Linked DNA regions of Homo sapiens: region 2 is linked to region 1. Evidence: read pairs that join two places in POLR2A ChIA-PET (ENCODE). Cell type or tissue: PC-3. All regions are shown on one strand.

What was found. Peaks named below come from ENCODE experiments on the same cell type or tissue, not always from the same donor. Only the 100,000 strongest peaks of a DNase experiment are listed, where the experiment ranks them.
Region 2: POLR2A ChIA-PET joins it to region 1 with 5 read pairs; 2 of 35 experiments call an interaction of 5 or more read pairs at or near these places.

Annotation. Positions count from the first base shown.
Region 1 is chr11:85,600,749-85,605,748 of GRCh38, forward strand. All of the region lies in intron 2 of DLG2 (discs large MAGUK scaffold protein 2), which reads right to left. Among named protein-coding and RNA genes, the nearest start is that of DLG2, 24 kb to the right of the region's middle. In PC-3, no CTCF peak of the experiment used is centred here; no DNase peak of the experiment used is centred here.
Region 2 is chr11:85,758,164-85,763,163 of GRCh38, forward strand. The region is part of intron 1 of SYTL2 (synaptotagmin like 2); the gene reads right to left. Among named protein-coding and RNA genes, the nearest start is that of SYTL2, 50 kb to the right of the region's middle. RefSeq lists an enhancer at 3,173-4,372. In PC-3, no CTCF peak of the experiment used is centred here; a DNase peak (open chromatin) is centred at 1,908; H3K27ac peaks cover 3,312 bases.

The sequences.
Region 1 (5,000 bases):
GTTATTTGTTTACTGAATCAGATAATAATTTTTGAATAGTGGACAAATATTTCCTCAATTTCTGTACTAATATCAATGTAACAGCAACAGACACAAAATGCTTTTAACTTGCGCTTAAATTATTAGTATTTACTTTATCACTTTCTTATCAGCAAAACAATAAATCAAGCCCAAATTTGTAGCATTTGCAATTTCCAAAGTCTAAATATTCCCACCATGGCCAATTTCAAGGTACCAACATGATGTCTCTGAACATGGATCTGAGAAAAGATGCACAGCAGCATACCATTATGTAGCTTATCCACCGCACAAATACAATCAATGTAAATAACTCAAGAGCAGAGATGGTATGAAAATGAAAAATAATTAAGAATTGATGACTGTTGAGTATTTATTACTTTTTAATATAATTTAGTTAAGTTTATGTGTAATTATTTTTGTTAGTGATGGGGTCTCCCTACATTGCCCAAGTTAGTCTTGAACTCCTGACCTCAAGCAATCCTCCTGCCTTGACCTCCCAAAGTGCTGGGATTACAGGCATGAGCCACCATGCCTGGTCCATAGTTTATGCATAATTTTTAAGTGGTTGAGTTTAACTTTTTTTTTTTTTGAGATGGAGTCTCACTTTGTTGCCCAGGCTGGAGTGCAGTGGCGTGATCTCGGCTCACTGCAACCTCCGCCTTCTGGGTTCAAGCAGTTCTCCTGCCTCAGCCTCCTGAGTAGCTGGGACTACAGGTGTGTGCAACCACACCCAGCTAATTTGTGTATTTTTAGTACAGACAGGGTTTCACCACGTTGGCCAGGATGGTCTTGATCTCTTGACCTTGTGATCCACCCACCTCGGCCTCCCAAAGCACTGGGATTACATGTGTCAGCCACCGTGCCAGGCTTTAACATTTTTGAAATGGCTGTATTGTCTTGCAAATTTGCTGAAAATTTAATGATAAGCTCTTGCAAGCTGACATGAGCCGTCTCCAGCACACCATTATTTCCAGGGCAGCACTCTCTCCCAGATTGTTTTCCCACTTCATGGATGCCCTTTCTCAATCACATTTATTAGTTCCCTCTAATTTCTCAATGAGGGCTTAAGATGTTTAGAATACCTCTGAACATGGTAAGACTTCTTTAATCTTACTCCCTGGATAATCTTACCCAGTTTCCTTGATAATCTTATCTAATTCCGTAGTTTTAAATATTACCAGCACCCTCAAGACTTCCGAATGTATATCTGTAGCTCAGAACTTTACTCTGAATTCCAGACTCATATCCAGCTGAATGCTCAACATTTCCATTTGGATGTCTAATAAGCATCTCAAACTTCACTTGTCAAAACTGAACTCCAGATCTTATCCACCCACCCTCAGTCTGCTTCTCCTCCAATGTATCTCCATCTTTCACCCTTCCAATTATTCAGACCCAAATTCCTGAAGTCAGCATTCATTCTTTTCTCTAATTCTCTACATCTATCCATCAGTAAATCCTGTGGGCTCCAACATCAAATTATATGCAGAATCCCATCACTTCTCCCTACCTCCAGTGCCACCACCCTGGCACAACCCATCATCATCTATCCCCTACATTACTGCAATGTTCTACTAGTTTACATGCTGTCACCTTTGCCCTCCTACAGTCTTTTCTCTTTTTTTTCTTTTTTCTTTCTGTCTTTGTTTGTTTGTTTTGTTTTTTGTTTTCTTTTAAGCAGGATCTCTCTCTGTCACCCAGATGGGAATGTAGTGGGGCAATCACTGCACATTTCAGCATCAGCCTCCCAGGCTCAAGTGATCCTCCCAAATCATTTTTTGAATTCTGATTTTTTTGTAGAGATGAGGTCTCACTATGTTGCCCAGGCTGGCCTACAGTCTTTTCTAAACCCAATAGCCAAAAATATCCTTTCAAGTCATCAACTAGATTATGTCATTCCTCAACTCAAACCCTCCAGTGTCTCCCCATCCCACTCAGAGCAAAGGCCCACCTCTCTGACTTCAGCTCTTAGACCTCTCCTCTTGCTCAATCTACTCCAACCACAGTATGCTGTTTCTCAAATATATCAAGAACTCTCCTATATCATGGCCTCTATACTTGTGATTCTGCCTATAACACTCTTCTCTCAGGTATCCATAAAGCTTGCTCCTTCACTTCTTTCATATCTCTGCTTATATATCATCTTAGTAGTAAGGCCTTCCCTAATACTCCTATATAACATAGCAAACTTCAAGCTTATCCCCTTGAAGGAAATGAGAATTTCAATTGGGCAATAAGAGATGGAGGAGGACATTGCGTAACTACTCCTCTTCTATCTAGTAAGATTAGAAATATAGAAATAAATGTGGATGAACAGAGAGCTCACTCCAATTTATATTAACAAAGAATGGTGATATAAATGTGTGCTAATATATTTGCATAAACTTTAATTTTTAAAAATGATTTCACACTTTACTTGCGTAATGTTTTAACAACTCTGAATCAAGGACAAATATTTTAATCCCCATTTTGTCAATAATTAAACAATCAGCAGTTTCCCCAAAATGATGGTGGCTCACTTTCTAACCCATCCCTACACACTATTTACAAATATAAATAGTTACTTTACTTACCACTGTAGGTGATCAACAATACAATAATTATACTATACCTCTCTCTCTACTTATATGTATCTGTGGGCTCTAATCACGTGATTACCTCTAGTGCCCAAAGCTTTAGTCTTTTTCATTTCCTCATTAAAGTCTGCCGACATTTTTCGGGAAACCTACAAGTGCTGAGCACCTTTTTCTTTTCTCTCTCTTTTTTTTTTTAATACAATTATAACTAAAGCCTTTTTTTTTAAGCTTCTGTGGCATTGTTGTAGGTATTACCCTAGTCGTTTATTCTTTTAAAGGGCAATTCTTGGCCAGGCACGGTGGCTCACACCTATAATTCCAGCACTTTGGGTGGCCAAGGTGGAAGGATGGCTTGAGACCGGGAGTTCGAGACCAGCCTGGGCAACAGAGCAAAACCCTTTCTCTACAACAAAATTTTAAAATTAGCCAGGTGTGGTGGTGCACGTCTGCACTCCCAGCTACTCAGAAGGCTGAGATGGGAGGATCATTTAAGCCCAGGAGTTCGAGGCTTCAGTGGGCCACCATCCTGCTACTGCACTCCAGCCTGGGCTACAGAGTGAGACCCTGTCTCTAAATAAATAAGTAAAATACCCTGTCTCTAAGTAAATAAGTAAAATTAAGAGCAATTCTCAAAAATGTATTAACAATATTCCCACAATCACATCTACAAATATAATTAGATAAGTAAGGGGAATTTCACTCACTCATTTAGCATATATTTATCCAATAACTATAAAGGGAAAATACTGTATTGATTCAAAACAGCTAGATGTTTTCTAAACCAGCAGAGCTTACTATGCCTCTCATCGCTGTAGGATAAAAATTTGACACATAAAAAATGCTAAAATATTTTTAAAAGGTCGTATATAATCAAGTCTCCAAGTTAGGCTTTCACACACCAGCATCTAGGGCTGGAATTGTGGCTGCCCTTTTATGCTGCTTTTGATTATTGAGAATGATCATCACCTGGAGTCAATTCTATTATGCTCTTCAACTCTCTCTACTCAAATCCTTATTTCTGGTTAATGAAAGTTTGAAGGTAATCTAAAAATGACAAATTAAACAAATGAGACAAATGGCAAGGATCTTTTCATACAAATTAAAAATCCCTAACCTAATCTCCATAAATTGAATAAAGTGGAAAGCTGAGATAATTATCCAAGCAAGTCAAGATTCATATTTTAATTGATGTTCAAATAACCAAGTGGAGAATTTTTCATCTAAATTGCCTCAATTCTCCTGTTTTCTTCATTAAACTCTACCTTCATAAGACTCCTGAGTCTACAGGAAAAAAAAAAAGCTAAATTTGGATTACTTGAGGGCAGGCACAGGAGGAAATGGGGGGGAAGGGAGAATCACTTTTTAAAATAAGAAATTTTTGCATGAAATATGCAACCAAGGGATAGTGAATGTTACATAATTAGAACTGTAGGTAATCATGTGTCTGTTAATTAAGGTTCAACTCTATATTGTACATGGTTTAAGAATAGCATCACCAGAAAGTTATAAATAATTTGGGACAGGTAATTTAAATTTGAAACAGTGATTGGCAATAGTGCTAACAAATGAACTTTTAGAGAAAAGAAAATGATGATACATAAAATCATTTGCCATGGCTTAAAAAATGAAGAATTACAGAACATACAGTGGTATCATTAGGAAAACTCAGATCAAAGTATAATAGAGAAAAGGTGAATTTAACAGGCAAATTTTGGAAAATAAAGCATTTAGAATAGTGAAATTATTTTACATAAATCTATTCAACATTTTTACAGTTTAAAAAGAACTTTTAAATGCATTATCTTATCTGATTCTCACCACTGAGAAGTCATACCTATTTTACATGAAACTGAAACTCAGAGTGGCTTGTCCAAGATCACACAGCTACTAAATAACAGATTTGGAGCTTAATCCAAAAGCTTTTGATTCCAAGTATAGTGTTCTCTCCACAATACCACCCTTAATCCTCCAGAAATGGAGATGAGCATATTTTTATGGAAAAAATAAAATAAAACTTGACCAATCAGACATAAATCGTATCACTGAATTTTAGAATCTAGGGTTAAATGTTGAATCACAAATGTTCAAATTTAGTCTTTTAATTTGTATTTGTAACATATAAATAAAAATGGTCCTACCTTTATAAGTCTGGTAGATAGAGAAAAAGGTTATTTCAGCCATTAATCAAGTATTTATTGACTATCTTACTATATCCAGACACTGGGAACACAGTACTGAACAAAATAGGCAATAGTCTACCCTCACAGAGATTTTAGTCTCAAAATAAAGATAATTAACTAGGAAATTCCAACAAAGTGAAAGATTAAAACAGAGTATAAGAATGCTATCACGGCTGGGAGCGGTGGCTCACGCCTGTAATACCAGCACTTTGGGATGCCAAGG
Region 2 (5,000 bases), 160 kb after region 1:
TAAGCACTACTCATTACTACAAGATTTTTAAATGGCCATGCGAGATGGTCTCTGAGATCAAGGAAACCAGTTCAGCCAGCTTCCTGAGCAAATGGTAAATGGGTCATGAAACATGCTTCAACCCTATTCCAGACGGCCAAGATGGAGAACCCACAAAAATGCCTGTCAGTGTTTAACGATCCACCTGAGTAAAGGATGGTTGCAAAAATGAACTGGTTCTCTCTCTGCAAACTCTGGGGATGCTAGGCTAAAAAGTCATGTTAAAGGTCAGTAAGATCAGGGATATGTGATTCCAGTGGTCAAGCAAGAATCTAGAAATAAAAATTTTAAATGCTCACCTCTTCACAAGTAAGAATATTCCACTGTACTATATATGTGCTCCATATTAACAGGAGAACTAGTATTAGATAGAGATAGTTTGCAGAAGAGTGAGAATTGTTATTCTTCATCCAGTCTCACTGCTAACCTTTGCTGGACCTAGAGGAACCTAACAAGCTTGTCTACTTTCATTTCTCAGGGGAAAAACACCTACCTGTGTGTGTATATAAACTGGAGGAAAGGAAGAGGCAGAGTTTCAAAACACCTCACCATCCAAAGTGAGGATTTTTCAGTTGCACAATGTGCAAGAATCCTATTTTCTTTGAGGCATCTTCAATACATATGTAATGGGAAGGAAGTGAGAAGTGAAGAATGACACAGCCCTACAGAAATTCGGAGGTGATCCACTCAAGGTTGGGGCACTTTTAACAAGTGCAGTGCTGAACATACACACTAAAAACCTTTAGTAAATTTTAAAGCAGGCTGGGTGCAGTGGTTCATGCCTGTAATCCTAGCACTTTGGGAGGCCAAGGTGGGTGGATCACCTGAGGTCAGGAGTTCGAGACCAGCCTGACCAACATGGTGAAACCCCGTCTCTACTAAAAAATACAAAAATTAGCTGGGTGTGGTGACACACGCCTGTAATCCCAGCTACTCAGGAGGCTGAGGCAGGAGAATCTCTTGAACCCGGGAGGCGGAGGTTGCAGTGAGCCGGGATCACACCACTGCACTCCAGCCTGGGTGACAGAGTGAGACTCCTTATCAAAAAAAAAAAAAAAGAAAGAAAAAAAAATTTTAAAGCAGCCCCACTTAAGAATAAAACAGTATGTACATTAGTGAATAAAATTTATAAAAATTAATTACTTGAAAAACAGAATTACTGGGAAGTTATCCTTCTACCACTTACTAGCTATAAGTCATTGGGCAAGTTACCGACCACTGTGAAGCTGTTTTCTCATTTGTGCTTGACATTAGGATGTCCCTCACAGATTGTAAGGATTAAATGAAATAATGAATATAAAAAGAGCACATGTCTTGCATTCTGTACCAAAAATAGCTACTAAAACTATATTCTAGCTTCCGCTCTGAGTTCACACTTTTTTTCCATCCAGCTGAATAAGACTATACTTAGTAATATATTTCTCTTTTGTATTATGTCTCTTTCTGATCTCCCCCCATGAAGTTTGGGCTTCATTGACAGGGAATCTAATGACCTTTGTTTTAATTTCCTCTAGCTCTCTGCATACTGTCCACAGTAATTACTCAAATAAATATTAAGACATTACTTCATTTTCTTTTTAATTTGCATGTGCTTGCATATGCTACTACCTGCTTGTTCATCTTGAAAACTACTTACCCTTCAAGACAAATCAAAGTTACCACCTCCATGAAGCCTTCCATAACTTCCATACCCCAAGTTAAAGTTGCAGCAGATTCAATGATTATTCCTAACTCTTCATTTCCTCCCTGTAACAGAACTATACTATCATGTTCCCACCAGAGTAAGCAAAGAATTCATCCCTATCCTCCTAATGTTGGGCTTGGCCTGTGACTCGCTTTGGCCAATGGAATGTTAGCAAATGTGATGCAAGCATAGGCTGTAAATGTGCTTTTGTGGTTTGATCTGGCTTCTTGTATTCCTGCCACATGCCATGAGAAGAGCTTGTCCCAGTTATTCATTGCCTCTTCATCCTGGGTTCCAGAAAGAGATAAAAGGACAGACCTGAACCTGACCTCCCTGAAGCAGGTATCCCTGCTGACCTATAGATATAAAAGAAAAAACTAAGTATTTGTTGTTGGAAGCCACTGAGGTTTGGGAGTTGTTATACGATACTCCCGCAGCAGGAACCTGCTAATACAAACACTTTCTCCTCCAAATACACATCCACTGCTGTGATGATCTACTCTCAGTCTCTCTTGATTGTGAGTCTCTGAATGTGAACAAATAAAAGAATGAGCAAATGAATAAATGAACCTGATTCAAATATACAATATCACCAAGAGATGGCTATCTCAATTATTTCCTTTCTTTCACGTGCAGTAACTTCCTTAGATCTCAAAAGCTGGCAAGAAAATAGATTTAGGCCACATTCTGGGACCCAGGTTCCCAATGAGGTCTTACACTGCCATTTGGTTGGTTCGATGTGAGACTTTAAATTCAAGGAGTGGTGGACAGGAAGAAAACAACAACAATGAAAAACTTAGGTCGTCTAGCAGTGGTAACTGGCAGGGTTGCTGAAATGGGCAACATTGGCTTCCACGCCTTCAAGCAGAATACAACCTAACAAGTGCTTCTGTGTCAAAGCTCTGAGGGTTAAAATTTCTCCCTTAAAATAGGCTGTTAGTGAGGCAAAGGGCAATGTTTCCACTTTACAAAGGAGTGAAGGGCTGGAACCCTTCCCTTTTAATTGGGTAGGTAGGAATCAGTGCCCAATCAAACTGTAAGAGAGCCCTCAGAGGGCAATCAAGATTCTGCAGTATGAGGTGCTCACCCAACTCCTAATATTCTGGATGATGTCCAGCATGGGAGCTAACTGAACATTTCCCTCACTCACTTGACAAAGATTTATTGAGAGACTGGCACTATTCTAAGCACTGGAGGTGCAGCAAGGGAACAAGACAGAAAAACTTCCTGCCTTTGTGGAGTTCATATGGCAATGGATGGAAACAATCAAACTAAATAATAAAAATAAGTTTTTGAATACCAAATAATTAAATTATAACACATTGGAAGGTGATGAGAACTATGGAGGAAAACAAAAAAGGGAAGGGAGGAGAATAATAACTCAGGGAGAGTAGGAATTTTAAAGAGAGTGGTTAGGGTAGGCCTCATTGAGAAGGTGATATTTGAACAAAAACGTGACAGCGATGAGGAAACAAGCCATGCAGATATCCCAGGGTTCTGAGGTGGGAGTTGTCTGGCACATTCAAGAAATGGCAAGGTGACCAGTGCTGGTACACCAGAATGCCCCCAGGAGAGCAGGAGGAGAGGAGGCCGGAAAGGACACGGGTAAGACTGTATTAGGCCTTGTGAGGACAGTAAGACTTCTGGCTTTTACTCTGAGATGAAGCAGCATTAAAGAAAGCCAGACAAAAAGGCAGCAAACATTTACTTGGTCCCTTCTACACATGTGGCGCTGTACATACCTCTCATGGAATCCTCACAAAGACACTCTGAGGTAGGTCTTATGTATTGAGACAGGGTCTCACTCCATTGCCCAGGCTGTAGTACAGTGACACAATCTCGGCTCACTGCAACTTCCACCTCCTGGGTTTAAGCAATTCTCATGCCTCAGCCTTCCAAGTAGCTGGGATTACAGGCGCCCACGACCATGCCCAGCTAATTTTTGTATTTTTGGTAGAGTTGCAGCTTTGCCACGTTGTACAGGCTGGTCTTGAACTCCTGGCTTCAAGTGATCTGCCGGCCTCGGCCTCCCAAAGTATTGGGATTACAGGCATGAGCCACCACACCCAGCCCAAGGTAGGTCTTATTATCTGTGTTTTTCACATGAGGAGAGTGAGGCTGAGGGGGGCATTTGCCACCAAGCTTATGTCTGACTGGCATTTGCTGATGGTTGTGTCAGAATAAGCCAACCCAACATTGACATTTCATTTAATTCTTCTCTTCACACAGATTCCTCCAATCAGCGAGGCAGAACAAAACCCCTGTCTCTGTGGACCCTCATTCTCTGCTTAAGTATAAGAGACTCACCGACCCAGACCCGGCAGTCAGAACGGGGGCAACCTCAGTGCTAAACTGTGAGGGAAGAATTTTGGCTACTACAGTGTCTTGCATTCTCACCAGAGCCTCACAATAACCTCAGTAAAGAAGGGAGGGTAGGAGTGAATATACCCATTGTTCACAGATATTATTGATGTGTTCACAGGAGGAACTCCTGGGGCAAGTTCTCCTTGGGTTCAGCCTCTCCTACCCATCCTCCATTCAGCATGATGCTGAGTCATTTTTCTAAAACTCAGTTCTGACCAAGACACATTCTCAGGCTTAAAATCCTTCACCAACTTCCCACTGACCATTGACTAAAACTCAAAATCCTTAAGCGGCCTGTAGGACTCTCCATGAACTAGCACCTGCTTTACTCTCCAAGCTCTTTTCCTTAGGCTCCAGCCATTCTGAAATTTTCCAGTTCTTCTTGCCTTCAGGCTTTTGCATGTGCTGTTCCTTCGTCCTGGAACAGCATTTCCCTGGTTAATACTTGTTAGGTCTCAAGTTACATGTCACTTACTGCACAAAAGTCTTCCCTAACCCCTCCAAGCCAGCTTAGGTGCCCCTCCTATGTGCTCAATTAGCACCTGACTTCATCAGTCACAGTACTCATCACACGGTCTCAAATCCCTACTTACTCATGTTTGTCTCTTGCCAGTTTATGAACAAGGCTTGTGTCTCCCAGTGATTTGTATTCCCAGCTCTTGCCACTGTCTTGCATCTACTAGGCACTCAAGTGTTCATGAAAAAAAAAAATGATGAACACAGGTGGAAGGGGATTGAGCTTCTATTTCCCCCTGAACATGAACATAGCTCTAGGGCCCATAAATGAAAAACTAGGTCAATATTATTCAATGGGTTCCAGCTCCAGATCTTTCACATCATTCTGTGGTTTGAATAAGTTGAATGACTTCTCTAAGTCTTGGTTATCTCATGCATATGATGGGTATATTCTCTT